Linked DNA regions of Homo sapiens: regions 1, 2, 3, 5, 6 and 7 are each linked to region 4. Evidence: chromatin contacts called from ENCODE Hi-C or POLR2A ChIA-PET data. All regions are on one chromosome and are shown on one strand. Each heading gives the region's core, a stretch centred on a gene start or an enhancer-like site at or near the end of the contact. The rest is flanking DNA. Distances are from core to core; before and after follow the strand shown.

Region 1 (2,700 bases), core at 28-2,527, 1.0 Mb before region 4:
AGGGAAATCCCTTGCTGCTGGAAGTCAAATCCTCAACTTTCACACGAAGCCACCAGGTGTAAAGCACACACCAAGTATAAGGCAGGATCAGGAGATACATGATCAAGAAGACACATAACCTCTGCCCTCAAGGAGTTTATCAGCTACCCCATAGATTCCAGAAAGTGGAAGGGTGGAATGGGGAAAAAGAGAGGAAGGTTTATTAGTAACTACAAGATAGAAGCTGGTATGTGCCTGAGAGAGACAAAAGCTGGTAGGGGCCTCTGATAAACAAGCATGTCCTACTTGGCCAATAGGGAGGAAAAGAGGGACAGTTTTGCAACGCTTGAATTCTCTCAAATCTTCACAGACAGAGATTAAAGGTCTCCGAAATTTATTTATGATGTAGTAAATCAGCCTCATTTTAGATGAAAAGGGGCTCTATAAAAGATTAAACAGGATTATTAACTCAGAGGCTCTTCAGAGCCCAATAACGTCTACTTGGTTGAATTCCTCTTTTTCCAACAAACAGTCCGAAAATTCACACACCACATAGCAGCTGGCCCAAACCATTAGAGCAGCTTAAGTCTTGCATTGATCTTTATTTTCCTTCTTGCAAGTGTAGACACTGGGCCCTTGGATTTAAATAGCAGTAAATGCCTCATCTTTCAAAGAGATAGTTCTCTTGTGGAGGAGGCGACCGCTATTTTCCATCAATGCTCATGAATACTGATGTGGTGGAAAAGCCCCTTAGGACACAACCCAGAACCGAAATGTTGATGAACACCCCCACCGGTGGGCTAACTATGTTCAGCAACTGCAATGTTTTAAGTACCATTTTTCTCCTCCAAGGGAGCTTTACTATTGTATTTTGTTAAAAAGTAGAAATCTTCATAAATATACAATACAATTAAGTCTCACAAGGTAACAAGTTTCCAAGTTGTGCATACACTGGTTGGTACCTCTTCATTTGAATAATAATTGCTGCCATTCATTTTACAAGCATTCCTATACCTTGTATGCCTCAACGGGCAGTTTGCAGCAATGGGAAAATTACACGACTGACGAAAAATACACATGACATTTAAACTAAATTAAGAGGAAGACCAGTCAAGTCTGATATTTTTTGTCATGTGTCACCACCTCTTAGGAGAAATTTACCTCATTACTTTTCCTCTTCACATTTCATATGAATGCTTTTTTAGAAACGCAATTTGCTTTTTTTTGAAAAAGAACTTAAGCACCACACAAGAAACAAATTCAAACCACACACACAAAAAAACCCTGTAACAGGAAGTGGAATAAGGAAACTAATGTTGCATAAACTCATCTCGTGCAATCATGGAGATCAAATGCAGTTTCCACATGTGTGCAGGCACTACTGGAAATAGACCCAAGGTGGGAGAACTCAAACTAGCACTGAACAAGGTGAGTTTATGAAACAAGACAAAGGTCTATGTAACTAATACAAACTTAGTAGATTTGTCTTTACTAATATAAAGAGAAATTAATGAAAGAAGATTCAAAACACTGTGTTAATTGAAACAGCTACAGAAATATGGACTTATCAGAAGTCAATGCACAGGAAAATGCTTACAGCATTATGCAAAGAGAAATGACATAGACTAAAAAAGAGGCAGTTTCATAATGAAAGATACACTTATATTTTATTTTAAATAAAGTATTCAGGTCATTGTAACTTGAATTGTTAACTTCATATTATTATATTTAATATTCATTTATTAAATTATAATATTGTAACTTAATTTACTGCAGACAATGTAGAGAGAGGCAAAGGCTATTTTAAAAGGTAGGTTTATAAAACCTAAAGCAACTATATGAAGCTGTACTCCAAGACTGGTCCAAGGAATCCTGTTTACAGATGGAAATGAATTCAAATCACCACCACGCAAGAGAACTTCTAGCAAATCTACTCTTCACTCTAACCATGTTTCTTGGTAAATCATTACTAGGAAGTCACTATTTATCAAAGAGCCATTCTGGGTGTGTAGAGGGTAGGGGAAAGGAGCATACAGCCAAATACAGCAAGTTAACGGTGTCCTTGGTGCTATGATAAGCCTTTGATACACACAAATCTTAGTCCACCTTCATCACAGTCTTGTAAGGGAAATAGTCTTCCCATTACACTGATGAAAAATCTGAGGCTCAGAGTATTTAAGATAACGTGTTCATATGGTTAAAAAGTGGCAAGAGCTGAATAGCCAAGACAATCCTAAGCAAAAAGAACAAACCTGAAGGCATCACGCTACCCACTTCAAACTGTACTACAAAGTTACAGTAACCAAAACAGCATGGTTCTGATAGAAAAACAGACACATAGACCAACAGAACAGAATAGAAAACTCAGAAATAAGACTGCATACCTACAACCATCTGATCTTTGACAAACCTGACAAAAACAAGCAGTGGGGAAAGGATTCCCTATTTAACAAATGGTGCTGGGAGAACTGGCTAGCCATATGCAGAAAATTGGAACTGGACCCCTTCCTTACACATTATACAAAAATTAACTCAAGGTAGATTAAAGATTTAAATGTAAAACCCAAAACTATAAAAACCCTAGAAGAAAATCTAGGCAATACCATTCAGGACATAGGCATGGGCAAAGATTTCATGACAAAAATGCCAAAAGCAATTGCAACTAAAGCAAAAATTGACAAATGAGATCTAATTAAACTAAAGAGCTTCTGCATAGCAAAA
Region 2 (2,700 bases), core at 195-2,694, 1.3 Mb after region 4:
GACAGAACCAGATCCCCAGGTGGACAAAGCTGGTAGGATCACGAAATTAAACCTCGGGCTGCGGATCCGGTCCTGGATCACTTCCAGGGGATGGCAGCAGCACCCGGCTCACCCAGGAGGCGCTACCCCCGAAGGTATCCAGTCCTCCTGACCCCAGGCAGCTTGGGTTTTGCCATCTGCTCGTTTACCCTTCAGCTGCCGACGCTCCCTGCTCAATCTCCATCCTGCCCCAGCCAAACGCCAGGCCTCACGCGCCTCCCTCTTCGCGGCGACCAGTCCCAAACCCACACCGGTGCGCATCGGCCCATGCAGGGGCAGCCCGTCCTGCCCTAACCCCGGCCCGCTACTCACGGTTCCAGTACACCGGGTAGCACTCTCCTTGGGTCACATCCACCTCGTAGAGGCCGCCCCGCACGCACACAGGCTCGATGTTCACAAGCTCCACCATCTCCGGCTCGTGCCCCGTCGTACTCTGGCAGAAGCCGCAGGCGCGGTCCTCATCGTCATCTTCTCCGGAACTGGAGGCTGGGCCCGTGGGGGAGCACACATGGTCGCCGTCCCGGTCCCCGCCCTGGGGCCGGGCACCCGTGGTCTGCAGCAGGGTCCGGAAGGCGAGCTCGATGCGGAGCGAGTCGTAGCCGATGAAGGGCTTCCAGGTCTTCTTGTCCTCCTTGTAGAACCAGCGTACCTCCTCCGGGCCCAGCTCCGTCACTACCTCATAGCGGTGCCGGGCCGCCGGGCCGCCAAGCCGGGTACGTTTCCTTTCCCCGGGGGACCCTCCTGTCGCGCCGCCGCCCCCCGAGTTCGTCGGGACCAGCGGAGGCTGCTGCGGCGGGTGCAGCGACAAGGAGCTGCCGCCGCCGCCGCTCTCACCCTCGCTGTAGTAGCGCAGCGAGGAGCCCGACTCGGCGGAGCTGAAGTCATAGTTCTCGTCACTGAGGCAGGGGTCCAGCGCGAGGTGGTGGTTGTGGTCGTCGGTGCCCGGCGCCAAATGCAGCCCGGGTTCCCCGCGCAGCAGGGCCAGGGGCACGTCGCCGTCGTCCGGGTCCCCGCCGGGCAGGTGCTCGAAGCAGCAGACGCCGCCGCCGAACGCTGGCCTCGCGTCTGAGCCCAGCTCCCAGGCGCCGCCGCCGCCGCCTCGGCCGTTATGCTCGGGGCTCCGTGGGGACCCGCGGCCCGGGTAATTCATGCTGTGGAGACGCCGCCGGCTGTCCGGCGGCGCGCGGAGCCGTGACCCCCAGCGCTTCCGCCACACATTCAACGCCGCCGCCCTCTCCACCCGAAGTTTCTAATCTTTCAAATCCCGACCCGAGCTGCGGCGGCAGCGGCGACCGCTCCGCCCCCACGAGACCCGCAGCCGCCGCAGCTGCGTTCTGCCGCCGGCCCCATTGTCACGCAGCCCGACGTAGGCGGTGCTTCGGCCCCCGCCCCGCCCCCCGGCCGCGTGCGCCGCCCCGGAAGCCCGGGCTGCACCGGCGCCGCGCGCGGGGTTCCCCCCTGCCCCTCTGGCTGGGAGGGCAGGGTGGTGTCAGGTCGCCCGCCGCTCTTGGGCCTCCTCGGCTCCCTTCCTCCTTCCTTGCGGTCTTCATGCACAGCTGCCTCGGTCCCCCGCTTCTGGAATTCACAGCCCAGATGTGGATAGGCTTTACCCCACTCATCCTTACAATGTGGGTCATGAGCCCAGAGCCTTAAGCTACGTGTTAGGAGGGCCCCAGGATGTAGGATTCAGCATTGCTCTTTTTGACCTTAGGCCCTACTGCGGCCTCGCCTGGACGTTTTGTCACCTGGCCCTGGTGCCTCCAGACAGAACCAGGACGCATAGGTGGGTGGATACGAGGGCACTCCACCCCACACCCATCACTCACCTTGGTGTCACCACTCCCACTGGGAAACTGGAATCTAAACCTTGCTTCATATGCCATCTCATATTATTACTTATCTTTTGATGCTTGGATTTCCTGTTTTCTCAACCTCATTGCTAGGCCCTTGATGGAAACCAAGTCCATGTCAGCCTCTCCCACACAGTGGGTGCGCAATCAGTCTTAGTTGATTATAATGATGTCAAGTCCAACCAGCTGTGGTAAAGAGTGTTCGATTGAGAGGTAGAAAACAACCAGGTTCTAGATTTAGCTTTGCTAACCATCCACAGGCAAATCACATAATCTTCCTGATCTTTTTGGTTTCCTCATCTGTAAAATTAAGATTCTTGGACCAGATGATATCTAAAGTTCCTTCTAGCAATGGAATTCTATGAACTTTAAGGTTTCTTCCAGATTTTTATGCATCTCTGATTCTGTAACTCATATTCTGGGATCAAGTTGAATACAGAGGCTCCCTTATGTGGGTCTTTTTTATTTAAAAAAAATTATTTTGTAAGCACATCACCCTATGTTGAGAATCCAGAGAAAAACCATCTCCAACCTCAGTGTTTTCATTTTAAGAATAGACAGTCTTCACTATTTCTTTTACTCTCTGGTGGAATCAGATTGGTAGGGCAATTTTTCTTGCTCCTGAGATGTAACCTGTCAGACATTATTACTCTGTCATTATTTAAATCAAGACTATCTGAAGTTTGTACAGGGCCTTTGTAGGAATTTGAAAAAAGGCATTGCTTCCTGTGGGCAGATACAGAGCGGTGTTGGAGTTGATGGCTTGTCAAGTAGAATACAGGCTGGATTTTCTGCCCCAATTAGTGCCCTT
Region 3 (2,700 bases), core at 198-2,697, 1.5 Mb before region 4:
AGTCAACTTTTAGAACATCAACATTTAATTATTAGCCTCTTCTTTTTTTCTTTTCTTTTCTTTTTTTTTTTTTTTTTTTTTTTGCGAGACAGAGTCTTGCTCTGTCGCCCAGGCTGGAGTGCAATGGTGCGATCTCAGCTTACTGCAATCTCCGCCTCCCAGGTTCAAGCGATTCTCCTAAGGCTCCGGAGTAGTTGGGATTACAGGCGCCCACCACCACGCCAGGCTAATTTTTTTGTATTTTTAGTAGAGACGGGGTTTCACCATGTTGGTTAGGCTGGTCTCCAACTTCTGACCTCAGGCGATCCGCCCGCCTCGGCCTCCTAAAGCGTAGCCTCTTCTTAAAACCCTTTTAAATAGCTTCCCGTGGCTCTTAGAATAAAAGTCAACGTGTGGTTAAAATAAACTAAAAACCTTGCTGTGATGTAGTCCTTCTGGGTCATTCCACACCATATGTCTTCCACTAAACTTCAGTCACACTCATATGGCCCACCTTCTAGTCGTCAAAATAGCCAAAACCTCTCCAAGCCTTACAGCCTTCACACAAACTGTTTCTTCTACAGAGGACAGAGAAAGACAATGGTTTCGAATGTGACGTCCAAACTATAAATCACAGGACACTGAATTCTGCGGGCTTTCATTAGCATAAGAGCTGCCTCCGACGGGGGCAACACTATGCGGGGTGTGCCAGGAACTGATTTAAGACTGTATTCAGATCTTCCAAGCAACGCCAAAGACTCCAGCTTATAAAGAGCATATTTGATTGCTTATACTGTGTGCTAGGTCCTTTTATCCTTCAAATGACCACCTACAGGAGAGACTAAGGTCCAATTCACAACTGAGCCTTTAAGGAGGTTAAGTAACTAGCCCAGAGTTCAACAGAAAGTGGACGGGTTGTTCAAAGCCAGAGCTACTCCCGACCTCTACTCTATACACTGCCTTTCCTCCGGCCCGTAAATACAACGAATGAACCTGCAGGTTGGTAGCTCCTGGGATCCGAGGTTGGAGTGCCACAGGACCCCAACCTGCTCTCACCCCGGGACAGGGAAATACGAACAGGGGCACAGGTCCACCACCAGGTGCCTCCGCGAGGGGCAGCAGCGCAGGCGGCGGGGAGGACCAGCGGCCACTCACCTGGTGCTGGCGCTGCGGCTACCTCCACACAGCGGTCTTGGCCTCCCAGACGCGAACCCGCACGCCCCAGGGGAGCCACCGGCGAAAAGCCCGCGGGCCCGTCCGCAGGCACCAACCAAATAACGCAGCGCTGGCACCATCCCCTACGCACGCTCCCCTCCCTCAGCGCTCAGAAGAAGCCACTTGACCCTCCACGGCCGAGGACCCGCGCTCTTTAGCCCCGCCCCTCACGCGGGGGCCAATGAAGTGGCGCGCCTTCGCCCCATGTGGGAGAGGCTGCGGTGGCCAATAGGCGCGCGCGTCGGAGGGCGAAGGGCCGGCCAGGGTGCCGCAGACGCGGGGACGCTGGCTCGCTCCCTCCCTCCCTCCCTCCGACGCTGTGAGTAGAGAAGCTAGGCCCCGAGCCGGGCGGGACTAGGGTGGTGGTTGTGTTCTGCCCTCGCCCGTCGCCAACGCTGGGCTGACTGAAAACCTGGCCCTTTGGGTCGCGCGTCTTCGACCTTCACCGCCATGCGGACATGGGGCCGTGGGAGAAACTCTGGGCGGGATTACGGTGAAAATTCTTGTTTGGGCGGGCCCTGCGGCTTCTTTCTTCCGGCTCGCCCTCGGCCCCGCCCCCGCCCCGCCCCCGCTCCAGCTCCAGCCGGGTCCTCGCTCGGCCCCGCACGCGGCCCGCGGTAGACGGAGGGCCTGGGCACCCACCGTCTCCATCCCGGCCCCAGCCCAGTCGAGCGTCCACTAGAAGGGCGCTCCCTGTCCGGCCCTAATCCTCGCTCCTCACGGAGGCTCTTTGTCACAGCGAAGACTGACAGCCCGCAGTCTTCTGGACTTCTTTTATGGGGCTCCTGGCGGTGCTATTCATTCAGTCATTGATTCGTCTTGTAAATATGGAGCGCCTGCTCTGTACTCGACCCGGCACTGGGTACCGGAAGAACCAGACAGCTCGGTTTTTGCCACCATTTATAAGTCTGTGTCCTTTTCTTGAGTACTGAACCGAGATACAGTTTTAAATGTGCTGTGCGGTCTCTGAGCAGCGACTCACCTGTGCAGGTCACTTCACCTGATTCCCTTTATGTAAAAATGAGGGCGATGGGCTGTGTAATCTCTAAAGGACCTTCTAACTCTTTAAAATTGTCACTGTGCCGGTGTTGCTAACACTCATTCTGTATGCTTGATGGCAGTTTTTAATTTTTAGGGTTAGGACAGCTGAACATAACAAATAGAATTATACAGATTTATTACCAGAAGGACTTCGTGTGCCTCTAAGAATCTTGGTTCCAGTCTTTGGTCAGGTAGCTCCAGGAAATCACTTCACCTCTTTGCCTCAGACCCTCCTCAGTGAACTAGGAATGATAGCAGTGTCTCCCTAGTCTTAGGGCCGTTGAGCGGATTACACGAGATAAGGTCAGCAGGTGTTTAGCACAGTGAAGCATTTGCTACGTGATGACATTTATTATGGTTAAAGGGTTTTACCACCAGAACAGTGGTACATAGTTTGCTTTATTTGTTAAAACAATGTAGAATATTGCCTGCTTGTTCCATCACAGATGAAAAAAAGAGATGGTT
Region 4 (2,700 bases), core at 110-2,609:
GGACACTAGAACAGGATTCCCCTTCCCCCATCTCATGTTTAATCTGTAGCTTCCCCAAAGTACCTTGTGTTAGTACTAGGGGGAGAATGACTCACACGTTGAATAAATTGTTATTAAAGCATCTGGGCTCAATTGTGAACATACTAATAGTGAGGAATTGGAAAACCAAGTACTGGTGAGGGTTCGGCTGCTGACTGGCGAAATCACTTGCTGAATGTGAGGCCCAACATCCTCTAAAAATAATAAGAGTTAATATGTGCCGAATACGTCCTATATCCCCAGAACTATTATTAGCACCTTGTATACCATCTCATTTAATCCTCATATTTCCAATGTAGAGCATGACTATCATCAACTATGTTTTGCAGATGAGGAAACTGAGGCACATAGATGTTAAATAATTTGCCCAAGTTCATACAGTCATTAATGGCAATTTGGATTGAAATTCTGGCAGACAGAGACAGCTTGCAGGCTCTACCCTGGTGGGTTCTACGATATTACCTCCTAAGATGAAGGGAAGGGACTGGAGGATCATGAGGGTCCTTCAGCCCTACTAGTGTGTGTGGAATGGGGAGAGGAGTATTCAGTTTCTCTGTTGGGAATGTGCAGCATTCAGCACCACCTCATTCCTTCCCATCTATGAGAATCTTTTGGGAATAGTCCTCACTATTAGGCCTATAGGTAGCATTGCCAACTTGGTTTAGTTCCCGTGCCCCATAAGAATACTTATCAGGGCCATTCTTTTCTGAGCATGTGGGTTAAGTAAGATCTCAGTGGTAGTGGGACCTTGGAGAAATGAAGCCTCTGAAATGTTGGCCACAGAGAAAAATGCTGCAGTGAGAAGCTGCAAGCTGCAAGCTGCAAGCTCCCAGCTAGCTGGCTTGATGGGGACCACAGTAAATCAGGAGGAACAGTGGAGGCTGGTGTGGGATCTCGGGGGCCAGAACCTGGCCAGGGGATGTTGACCCAAAAAAAAACAGCAGCAGCAGTAGAAACAACAACAGCAAGAACAACAATAGCAACAAGCCAGGTTCAGGCTAAAAAAGCAGGCAGTGTGCCAGGAAGGGGGCCGACTGAGCAGTGTGTGGAAGCTGTCGTGGAGGTGACCGTGGGGGGATGAGAAAAGGGGAAGGAAGGAACAGACAGCACCAGAGGGACTTGAACAAAGGGAGAAGGGGGATTAAAGTCAAATCACTGTCAGCAGCCCAGGAGCAGACAAAACCACCAGAGTAAGCCCTGAAATGGAAATGAGAGGGAAAAGAAGCAAGCCGCTAACAGCTACCAAGAAGAGGAGGAAGTGGGAGATGCGCTGCTTCCTGTAGAAAGAACGTTGATTGAAGACAAAGCTGGGTGGGGACTAGTCCCTGGGCTGCAGCCGCTGCTACACATACTCACAACGCTGCCGCCGCGCTCCGTGGGCAACTCCTACTACTGCTGGGCTGGGCTGGGCTGGGCTGGGCTGCGCCGGAGCTCGCCTGCACAGATCAGCTCCGGAGAGGGGAAAACCACGCTCCTCGGACCAAGCCTCGGGAGCTAAGGTAAATGAAACGTTTTCCATGTTGCTCGTTTTTAATTGAGAAAAACGACCGTCGCTTGTGGTTTTAAGGTCCGATTTCTAAGGGATGATAGAGACATCGCTTCAGGACTAGGGGAAATGATTAGATTCTTTTGGAAGGGTCTTTGAGAATAACCACATTTATGACACATTTGATTTAAAAAAACCTCATCATCAGTGCTTAGATTTGATGACTAAACAGGCCAACATGCTAAATACAAGAAGCTGTTTGTATAGTTCTCTCGGAGGAAAACCAGGGCTGAGTCGAAATCCATCTGGGGCTGTGAAGCTGTGGTCTGGTCATCGGAGCCCGGCAGTCCCCTTGTTTTAGGGGAGTGAGTGGTGTAAAATATTAATTGCATTCTCTTTCTTACACATTGCACTGGGATATCTTCTGTTTTGCAAAAATAATGGCTGTGATTTGGCTTTTGGGGGAGTTAAATTCTTTTGTACTTAGATTTTGCCAACAAAGGCTTGAATTGCGTATGTGAGGGGCAGTATTTACCATTAAAAAACAGTGTCTTCCTCCCTCAGCTTGTGCAGCTGCTTTCAGGATAACCTCAGACACAGCTATCATTTGCCAGTAGGTCTTATCCTAAAGTTGCATCCTTGTTCAAAGGAGCGTGGCGGGTTTAAGGCCAGTAACTTGTCCAGAATCAGATACTAGCATATGCATGGATTTTATGTTTATATGCATTTTATTCACCTCTAGGTCAAGGTGCATGTTAGCCTCGGTGAGGGACAAAATAAAAAAGTGCAGCTGGGTTGTTTCCTTACGCGAATATCTGGTAGATAGACTGAAGTAGTAAAACCAGAACATGATTTTTATTCTTTGATTTTCTTGAGCAAAGGATGTTCTTAATGAGAGCCTGGGTCTATGACTTGTTCATATTTATGAATGATATGTAAAAGTACACTAAATAGGTCTAGCAGATGAGAACTGAGATTGTGAGATTCCTCTGACAGGATATATTAGGGAGTTTAATACCCTCATGCAGCACGATTTAAAGAATTAAGCTTTTTTAATCTTCAACAGAAAGTACAGTTAAGCAGTAAGTAGTCATTGATAAAAGGGTTTTTCTTCTAGAGTTTCTATAATGAAAGGAGATAATTTTTCAAAAGAAAGAGAAAAAACTGCTTATAGT
Region 5 (2,700 bases), core at 54-2,553, 1.2 Mb after region 4:
TGACTGCATCCACCTTTAAACACGGGGCTTGCAACTTAGCTCACACCCGACCAATCAGGTAGTAAAGAGAGCTCACTAAAAAGCTAATTAGGCAAAAACAGGAGGTAAAGAAATAGCCAATCATCTATTGCCTGAGAGCACAGCGGGAGGGACAATGATCAGGATATAAACTCAGGCATTCAAGCCAGCAACAGCTACCCTCTTTGGGTCCCCTCCCTTTGTATGGGAGCTCTGTTTTCACTCTATTAAATCTTGCAACTGCACTCTTTTCTGGTCCGTGTTTGTTACGGCTCGAGCTGAGCTTTCATTCCCCATCCACCACTGCTGTTTGCCACCATCGCAGACCTGCCGCTGACTTCCATCCCTCCGGATCCGGCAGGGTGTCTGCTGTGCTCCTGATCCAGCGAGGCGCCCACTGCTCTTCCCGACTGGGCTAAAGGCTTGCCATTGTTCCTGCACAGCTAAGTGCCCGGGTTCATCCTAATTGAGCTGAACACTAGTCACTGGGTTCCAAGGTTCTCTTCCGTGACCCACGGCTTCTAATACAGCTATAACACTCACTGCATGGCCCAAGATTCCACTCCTTGGAATCCGTGAGGCCAAGAACCCCAGGTCAGAGAACGTGAGACTTGCCACAAGCTTGGAAGCAGCCCGCTGCCATCTTGGGAGCTCTGGGAGCAAGGACCCCTGGTAACAGTGCCATTGCACTCCAGCCTGGGTGACAGAGCAAGACTCTGTCTCAAAAAAACCAAAACCAAAAAACAAAAACAATTTAAAATTGCTTATTTCTGGAATTTTCCATTTAATATTTTTGGACTCTAGTTGACTGTGGCTAACTGAAACTGCAGAAAGCGAAACCACAGCTATAAAGCTGGATTACTGTAGTCTCCCGAGATGGCTTTGCCTTTCTCTTCAATTTCTTTCCTGTGTTCAATCAAATTTTGTTGCACTTCTTCCTTTTTCACTTCTTTTCATGTCAGAGTTTAGATTTCTGCTTCTAAGTTTGTGGTTTTTGTAGTATGTTCACAGATTTGTTTGAGAATATTTTATTTGGTTGGAGCACTGAGATGCCCTTTCCCTTTGCATTTGCTTTTTTGGGGAGAAGTTTTATCAACTGAAACACTTTCTTTCAAATTTTTATATTCCTCTTAAAGTAGCTTTGTGTAGCATTTGATTCATTTCTATTCTTGAGCATAGGGTTCTTGGGTTCTTAGTTTAAGAGCATTCACTTCTGCAGATTAGTAAAGAGGAGCGCCTATAATGGACGGTGTTACGGTGGAGTTGTTGGGTGGGGGTTGGGTTGCCGTGCCTTGTTTCTCTTTCATTTCTCTAGAAGCCTCAATTTTATCCCCACTTCCTTCCTTTCCTCTTGCTGCCATGCCTCCAAGAGGTGTCGTTCTTTTCTCTGTCTCTTCTAGGAGCAATGCTACTCTGAAGCTGCTGCTTGTGGCCCCTCTCACTTTCATACAGCTTCCTGTAGCTAGTTCTATAAATTACCAAGTCCTAGGCCTGTCTTTGTACCTGGCAACGCTGAGGACTTTTTCTGAGGGTGATGTTGCCTGTGGTTTATTTTAACCTCTGTTCCCTTCTCCTATTTTCTCAGTCTCTTAAGCCTTTCCTTACCCAGCTCTTCCCACTCACAGGTTTGTAGCAGCAACAGGAACCATTGTAATGTGCTATTTCCTTGTATAAAGGTAATTAAAAATTCATGGTATCATCTGTCTTGCGGTAGTGCTGAAAGTGTCAGTTATGTATGGTTTCTGTGTATATATATGTGTGTGTGCATGTGTGTGTGGAGTCCTTTTGTTCTTACAGCTTTTGGGGAGGACATGCGGAGAGATTTAGATTTGGACAGTTGCCATTATCTTCCAGACCCAGAAGCTCATCTCATTTAACAATAATCTTAAAAGGCTATCATTCTCCCAACTTTACAAATGAATAAGCTAAGTCTTAGTGAAACTAAATAATTTGCTTAAAGGCACATAGCTACTAGTAATGTGAGAACCAAGATTCCAACCAAAGTTTGAGTTCAAAGTTCATTCAAGCTCTTTCTACTACATAATACAACCTATACTCTCAAATACAAAATGCATTTTCAGCTCTCATTTAGTTCTCACCTCCCAAGCAGTAGAGGTTCTTTACTGGTGTTCAACCACAAATAGTCATGAAACCCTTAGCTTCCTGGAAAAAAATTGAACAAAACAAAACACACACCCATTTTTCCACCTGCATTCCCTATCACAGTGAATGGAAAGCTGACAGTATTTAGGTGGCTACCCAAGGCAGAAACCTGGGAGTCATCCAAGATGCTGCCTCCTCAAGTACTTCTTACAACTGGACACTAAATGCTGTTTATTCCATCTCCTAAATCACTCTCAAATTCATCCCTTGTTTATCAGGCCTACAGTCATTATTTGAGTTCACACTAATCATTTCTTGTTTTATTTCAGAAGCCTCCTACGTAAACTCAGTATCCCTAGTTTCAACTCTACAACACTCTCACCACCATTACCCAATGCCTACTCACAAGCAAGTGTATATGTAAGTACATGCACATACATTCAGATTCCCTTCATTTACTCTCTCCTCCTTAAAACCCAGAATGTGTTGTGCTGGTTCTTACTTCTGTATCTTGCATATGCTGTTCCTTCTGTCTGGGATGCTTGTGCCTATTTTCTACATTTAGCTAGCTTTTACATT
Region 6 (2,700 bases), core at 187-2,686, 1.1 Mb before region 4:
AGTCTCACTTTAAAAATAGTAAATCTCCCTGGGCACCAGTAGATAACATATAACAAGGATATAAGAAACATGTTGCCAGCAACAAAGTCAGCTCTGCCCAACAGCTTTCTGCGTATTCCTAGATGAGGACTAGAAACTCATGTCAAAAAAAAAGTAAGCATTTACTTTCTTAGTACCAAATAATACCCTGGGGACTGAAATAGTTGGGGAAATGAGTTATTAAACTTAAAAGTGTTTTCCAAATAACAAAAACTTACCTGCTCAAGTACTGAGACATTTAACCATTTTTTTCATAAAGAAGTACATTCCACACCACTCAGGGTTATAGAACAGACTTTATGATACCCTTCCTGACAATAAGAAAACTATTACGAACACTGTACTAACTGAAGTATGTAAATTACTTGCATCCCTGAGATTGTATATGTAAAATTTTTGTGCATATGAGTATATGTGTTTTACTGGGGAAAGACCCCTATCTCAATTCGCAAAGAGACCCAAGAAAGGAGAAGGACTCCTGAAACTGTTCTCAGCTTTTTCTGCTTTTGGCTTTTTCTATTTTCAGCTGTCACTTCTCATCCACACTACTCTTATACCACTTTTGTGGGTTTTTTTTTTCTCTCTTCTCTCTTTTAGTTGCTTTTCTCCCTCTCTTCTCAATAACATTTCTGCCACTGCTGCTTCACTTGTGGTGAAGGACAAGTGTCATTTGTTTTTTTAAAAAAAAATGATGCAGACCCCGATCAGCAGACTGGTCATGTGTCCTTATAAATTTCCGTATTTATTGCCAACACTTGGGCTCAACACTTGGGCTCTTTTTTGTTATTTTTGGATTTTGGGGTATTCTGGAAAGTTGAGGAGGACACTGGATGTCTGATTGCTGGGGCCATTATTGGGAGCAAGCTTCCTGTAGATTTCAGTAAGCTGAACATGGATGTTAGACCACAATGAACACACAGGTGCACGCGCACACACACACACACACACACACACACACACAGAGTCCACTGGCAATCTACAGACCACTTTCAGAAAGTTGAGGCGCTTTGTTTCTTTTCCAATTTATATTAGTATCTGAAATATCTGTAGCCCCAGTCTGAGCTGGGATTTGCAAGAAATATTTACAGCTTGCTCAGCATGGCATTTTCAATCATGTTCTATAAATGGGATGCTGGTAAATGAGCCATAAAGAAAGAATAAAGAAAATGTTACTGAACCTCCTTTATTGGTAGATTATGGCAATATGCAAAATGAAAAGATGGGGGATGAGGGAGGCTGGCGACTCTCCACATGCTGGAGAACGAGACAGGCCTGGGTGCAAGGAATCCAGCAGAAAGAACCATGGCAACTGCTGGGCACTGGAAAGCACCCCAGGCTCAGTATCTTGAGGCAAAAACCAAGTGTTCGAGCTGCTTTATCACACTACAAAAGATAAGATGCAGGCTTTCAAAATGCCTGAACGCGTTGCTTTCATTTCCTGCTACAGATGCTGTTTTATAGTTTGGGGCAAGGGAGGGGGAGGAGCTGGTTCGCCTTTTAAATAACTAAAAATGATCATGCTATAGAGGAGAGAGATATTCAAGAACTAGAAGTGGGAGACCTCAGATGATGTGGAAATACCTGAACTCTAAATGTGTACATGACGCATGCACAGAAATGTCAGCTCTCCAAAAGCTGAAACGAGGTAAAAACATTCAAAAGATAGAAACATTATATATGTCCAAAAGGCAAGTAATAAGATTAGCAAGGAGTTGGTAACTGAGAAAAGCCCACATCGTGCCATCAACCCCCTCAGCTCCCCTGTCTCTGTGCTGCACTGACGTGGGGCTCCACACTCATGATCCAGATGAACGTGCATGCCCGATTCCTTACCTCACTGCAGTCACCGGCTGGGATGTGTGAAGGCCGCGCTTCTTCATCCAGTGGCTCAATCACCGTCACTTCAGGAAACTCCTCCACGGACTCTTGGAACTCGGGCAAGGACCTTCGTCCGTAACGCTTCCCACCTCTAACATATTTGGGCTGAGCTTCTAGTGAGCAGTCTGAGAGAGGAGACAAGAGTTGAGGCCACATGACATGAGAATCTCAGTTCTTAGCTGCCACTCACAGCCATCGGACACAGCCTCTTATACCAACCTCAAAATAAACCACCACTGTTTGCCAATTGTGGTGGCTGTGGGTGTATATGAGCCATCAGGTCAGATGCAGAGCACGCCTTCTAATTCTGAACGATTTATGGGACCGTGAGTATATATCTGCACATGACGGGAGCAATCCAACAATGGCAGCAAGGGATCTGACTTAATTGCAGAGGATTAAGGTCAGGAAAAGGTGAGGGGTCACATTTGTTCTGTTTATTAAGCTGGGTTTTCCAGCAGGATGGGGAGACATCATATTAACAAAGAGACACCTTGGAGGAAGTCTTAGAAAATGGTAATACAACAGACACCAAATCAGCACTGTATACTCAGTATCCACATCAATTAGTCTGAAACACCCTCCCCTACCTCAGTGATTCCTCTGTTAACCATTCCACTCTCTGATCTATCAGACAAGCAGATGACAAAACAAAGAAACGGACACAACACATTCTAAGCAATTAATGACAGCTAGTTACGTATATGAAACCCGGCATCAAGATCTCATTGTAAAATTAAAAACAGTAAAATAAAATAGCAAATGTGAAACCACAGTAAAAAA
Region 7 (2,700 bases), core at 1-2,500, 1.3 Mb before region 4:
AATCCCTGAAAGGAACCGCTAAAGTAAAACAAAACCCAGCAAGTTAATATCACATTTTTATCGCCAACCAAAAACAAACGATCAAACTTCCACCAGGAAAAGCATCTTTTTATATGGGATAATGCTTGCATAAATGTCACCAATATTAGTTTGCTTACAGTTAAAGCTCAGAGACAGGGTTTCATATGGCTTTTTTAGTCAAACTCATCCATTGAAACAAATTTTTTTAAAAAAATGCAAATGTCTGAATGTCAATATTCTTTCCTGTCTATCTTCCATGAAGCATTTTTCCATGCTAACACTAGAGCATCCTTCGGTGTAATTCCACAAGCAGATTCAAATTCCCTTCAATACCATAAATAAGCCCTATTAAAAAGCCTTTAAACCACAAAAAAAGTGCAACAGCGGTTTGCAACTGTGTGGTTAGTTCTGCCTGTTGGTAGCGATTAGAACAAGCCATGAGTCGAGGGTGCTCAGAACCGAGTAAAAGGGACCCCGGCCGCTTTCTCCCCAAGAGGCAACAATAAAAGCATCCTCCTCTCGCCCCAATACTTCGCAGGAAAGTGGCCCCATTCCCGGGACCCAGTCGACCGCAGGAAAAAAGCACGGCCAGCCTCACTTACCTTATAGACGTCCCCGTAGGTGCCGCTGCCGACCCTCTGGACGAGTTCGTAGTCCTGCTGCGGGTTCCGCCTCAGGATGTCCGCGGCAGGCCGCAGCGGGGCCTCCATCTTCACTTAGGGCCCGGCCCCCGCCAGCTCACCCCGCGGCTCCCGGATTCCCGCTAACAAGCACGAACGGCGCCGCTTCCCAACATGGAGCCTCCGCCCGCAGCTCCGTCTGCACGAGGGACGAGCAAAGGCTGGTTGGCGTCGCAGGCTACGACCCCCAGCGGCCCGCGCCCTCGCGGCCCGGCCCCTTCCCTTCCGTCCCGCCAGGGGCCGTGGAAGAGAAAGGGGCCTGGAAGGGCCCCCGGCGCCCCGTATCCCCGTTCGGTCTGCGGCCCTTCCCCCTCCCCGGCCGCCCGCGAACTGCCCGACGAGGCCTCCCCGCCAGCCGGGGCCCAGGGCCGGCTCCGTACCTAATGGGGGCGGCCCCGTCTTTGTTGAGCGCGGAGCCCGGGACCTACTTCCTAGACCGCACCCGCGTCCTCCTCCCGCGCGCCGGCCGGCAGCTCCGGGTTTGCCGTCGCCGCCGCCGCCACTCAGCCGCTGCACGGCGCGTCCTCTCGGGGGCGGCGGAGGCGCGTACAGTCGCCGCCGCCGCCGCCGCCGCACCACGTTCCCCACCCGGGGCTGCGTCACCGGGAGACACGTTCCCAGCCAGCATGGGTCGGCGCCCAGCGGCCCGCCCGAGCACTCCGGCCGCAGAACCAGAGTGCCGCCCTGAGGCCTGCTGAGAACACAACACCCTCCCGACCGCGCCACCGCGCCCCCCTAGCCGGGCGCGTCCTTGCAGGGCCTGGGCTGTCTCCCTCCCACTCTCAGAAATAAGGCACACGCCTGGGCATTCGTGGGCCAACGGGCCTTGGCTAAACCGTCCCCACATTTGTCAGGTAGGCCTGTAGGGTGACGGGTAGAGGAAGAAGGGCGATGGGAACGTAGCCCTCCAAGTTAAACACGGAAAAGGTACGTTAAGGGCACCGGGCCAGAAGTAACCTGGCAGCGGGGCGCCGGGGAAGGAGGTGGGGGAGTGCCAGGTTAACTAAGTCCCGGCACACCCTACTGCACCTTCCTGTTTTGCAAACCGATCCCGGTGGTACCAGTTTGAGGCTGCACTGCACACCTGCACAACCTGCCTTCTACTTAGTTCTTCTGAGACATTTCTGAAAGTCTGAATTCCTAGGACTGCTCAATGACCTTTGTCCCTGTTGGGCACACGCAGTGTCTCATCGCTGGTATTGCACCTTTAATGAGACCAGGAGTTCCGCAAAAGTAAAACAAAGGGGTCACAGACTGGTTCTGGTTCTACCACTTCCTCAGTATGTGCTCTGGGACAAAACAGCATATTTGGCAACATCTCGGTGTCCTTATCTGCAGCTTGAAGAGGGTAAGATTTTGCATCTGACACCCAGGAAAGTGTTTATAAAGCGTTTTACAGGATAGTAAGGGGGGTTATCGAATATAAGAGGTCTTAAAATACTTAACAATGCACAGCATATATGGAACAGGAGTTCGGGGAAGTAATTTGGCTGATATTTCACAAGCTGTTTTGCAGTTTCAGTTCCAGTCTTGCTCTGAAGGTAGAAATTAAGTTGCCAGTGTTACATTATACTGGCTAAGTTATTTCTAGAGCCTCATAGAGAATTTGAACAGAAAAGCCAGATAACACTCAGCCACTGCATTTAGTGACTGAAACATCATAAAAGAGCAAGTTGGAGATGTTGGCTTGTGGCTTTGAACATCCAATTTTTAATTCTGCTCTTGAGAATTAAAATACTCCTTATTGTTGATAATTGTATAATGTATAATAAGGAGTAATTGACAATACTCCTTATTGTTGATAATTGTATAATGTAGAAATTAAATTCGCACCTTAACAGGACAGGGCATATATGTATTTTCTTGTGCTCCACACACAAAGGGCACTTATTTGGGGAACATAAGTAAGCCCAGACTTACATGCTCCATGGACAAAGCCTATGTGTTTGCTGCATTGAAAAAATTGTTGAAGAACAGTTCCTTCTTTCAAAGATTCTTG

The links. A loop is a pair of places that touch in the nucleus more often than their neighbours do. ChIA-PET counts read pairs that join two places held with the same protein, here RNA polymerase II (POLR2A). Pooled maps may share reads with other maps.
Region 1: a map with no recorded cell type shows a loop between it and region 4 (4-fold over the local background). The contact joins the enhancer-like site here to the promoter of GNG2 in region 4. A Hi-C loop is called at or near these places in 9 of 37 single-sample maps with no recorded cell type and 7 of 50 pooled maps. POLR2A ChIA-PET finds 5 or more read pairs at or near these places in 1 of 52 experiments (BJ).
Region 2: a pooled map shows a loop between it and region 4 (6-fold over the local background). The contact joins the promoter of DDHD1-DT here to the promoter of GNG2 in region 4. A Hi-C loop is called at or near these places in 8 of 37 single-sample maps with no recorded cell type and 8 of 50 pooled maps. POLR2A ChIA-PET finds 5 or more read pairs at or near these places in 1 of 52 experiments (CD4-positive, alpha-beta T cell).
Region 3: a loop to region 4 is called in a map of CD4-positive, alpha-beta memory T cell, with 9 times the contacts of the local background. The contact joins the promoter of DMAC2L here to the promoter of GNG2 in region 4. A Hi-C loop is called at or near these places in 1 of 168 maps with a recorded cell type or tissue (CD4-positive, alpha-beta memory T cell), 2 of 37 single-sample maps with no recorded cell type and 6 of 50 pooled maps.
Region 5: a loop to region 4 is called in a pooled map, with 3 times the contacts of the local background. The contact joins the enhancer-like site here to the promoter of GNG2 in region 4. A Hi-C loop is called at or near these places in 3 of 37 single-sample maps with no recorded cell type and 5 of 50 pooled maps. POLR2A ChIA-PET finds 5 or more read pairs at or near these places in 1 of 52 experiments (CD4-positive, alpha-beta T cell).
Region 6: a loop to region 4 is called in a map with no recorded cell type, with 3 times the contacts of the local background. The contact joins the enhancer-like site here to the promoter of GNG2 in region 4. A Hi-C loop is called at or near these places in 3 of 37 single-sample maps with no recorded cell type and 1 of 50 pooled maps.
Region 7: a loop to region 4 is called in a pooled map, with 4 times the contacts of the local background. The contact joins the promoter of MAP4K5 here to the promoter of GNG2 in region 4. A Hi-C loop is called at or near these places in 1 of 37 single-sample maps with no recorded cell type and 6 of 50 pooled maps. POLR2A ChIA-PET finds 5 or more read pairs at or near these places in 1 of 52 experiments (naive thymus-derived CD8-positive, alpha-beta T cell).

Annotation. Positions count from the first base shown.
Region 1 is chr14:50,812,379-50,815,078 of GRCh38, forward strand. The region is part of intron 3 of NIN (ninein); the gene reads right to left. Among named protein-coding and RNA genes, the nearest start is that of NIN, 17 kb to the right of the region's middle. Within about 2 kb of position 1,278, at least 6 of the 41 ENCODE cell types and tissues checked have a DNase peak (open chromatin) inside an H3K27ac peak, as active enhancers do.
Region 2 is chr14:53,151,910-53,154,609 of GRCh38, forward strand. DDHD1-DT (DDHD1 divergent transcript) reads left to right here and starts at 1,445. Exons shown (of 3, transcript NR_110062.1): 1 at 1,445-1,822. DDHD1 (DDHD domain containing 1) reads right to left here and starts at 1,414. Exons shown (of 13, transcript NM_001160148.2): 1 at 352-1,414. The coding sequence starts at 1,189. RefSeq lists enhancers at 170-219, 240-439 and a silencer at 1,260-1,589.
Region 3 is chr14:50,310,877-50,313,576 of GRCh38, forward strand. It overlaps DMAC2L (distal membrane arm assembly component 2 like), which reads left to right and starts at 1,448. Exons shown (of 6, transcript NM_001382507.1): 1 at 1,448-1,513. L2HGDH (L-2-hydroxyglutarate dehydrogenase) reads right to left here and starts at 1,353. Exons shown (of 10, transcript NM_024884.3): 1 at 1,135-1,353. The coding sequence starts at 1,274. RefSeq lists silencers at 1,413-1,542, 1,603-1,832.
Region 4 is chr14:51,859,253-51,861,952 of GRCh38, forward strand. It overlaps GNG2 (G protein subunit gamma 2), which reads left to right and starts at 1,360. Exons shown (of 4, transcript NM_053064.5): 1 at 1,360-1,538. RefSeq lists a silencer at 847-926 and enhancers at 979-1,480, 1,267-1,476.
Region 5 is chr14:53,107,813-53,110,512 of GRCh38, forward strand. All of the region lies in intron 1 of DDHD1 (DDHD domain containing 1), which reads right to left. Among named protein-coding and RNA genes, the nearest start is that of DDHD1, 44 kb to the right of the region's middle. RefSeq lists an enhancer at 1,204-1,503. Within about 2 kb of position 1,304, at least 8 of the 41 ENCODE cell types and tissues checked have a DNase peak (open chromatin) inside an H3K27ac peak, as active enhancers do; they include CD4-positive, alpha-beta T cell, where a contact is called at or near this core.
Region 6 is chr14:50,790,840-50,793,539 of GRCh38, forward strand. NIN (ninein) reads right to left here. Exons shown (of 31, transcript NM_020921.4): 5 at 1,873-2,042. Among named protein-coding and RNA genes, the nearest start is that of NIN, 39 kb to the right of the region's middle. RefSeq lists a silencer at 435-494 and an enhancer at 1,237-1,286. Within about 2 kb of position 1,437, at least 11 of the 41 ENCODE cell types and tissues checked have a DNase peak (open chromatin) inside an H3K27ac peak, as active enhancers do.
Region 7 is chr14:50,531,319-50,534,018 of GRCh38, forward strand. MAP4K5 (mitogen-activated protein kinase kinase kinase kinase 5) reads right to left here and starts at 1,251. Exons shown (of 33, transcript NM_006575.6): 1 at 1,130-1,251; 2 at 624-840. The coding sequence starts at 731. It also overlaps a transcript of ATL1 not described here. RefSeq lists a silencer at 945-1,574.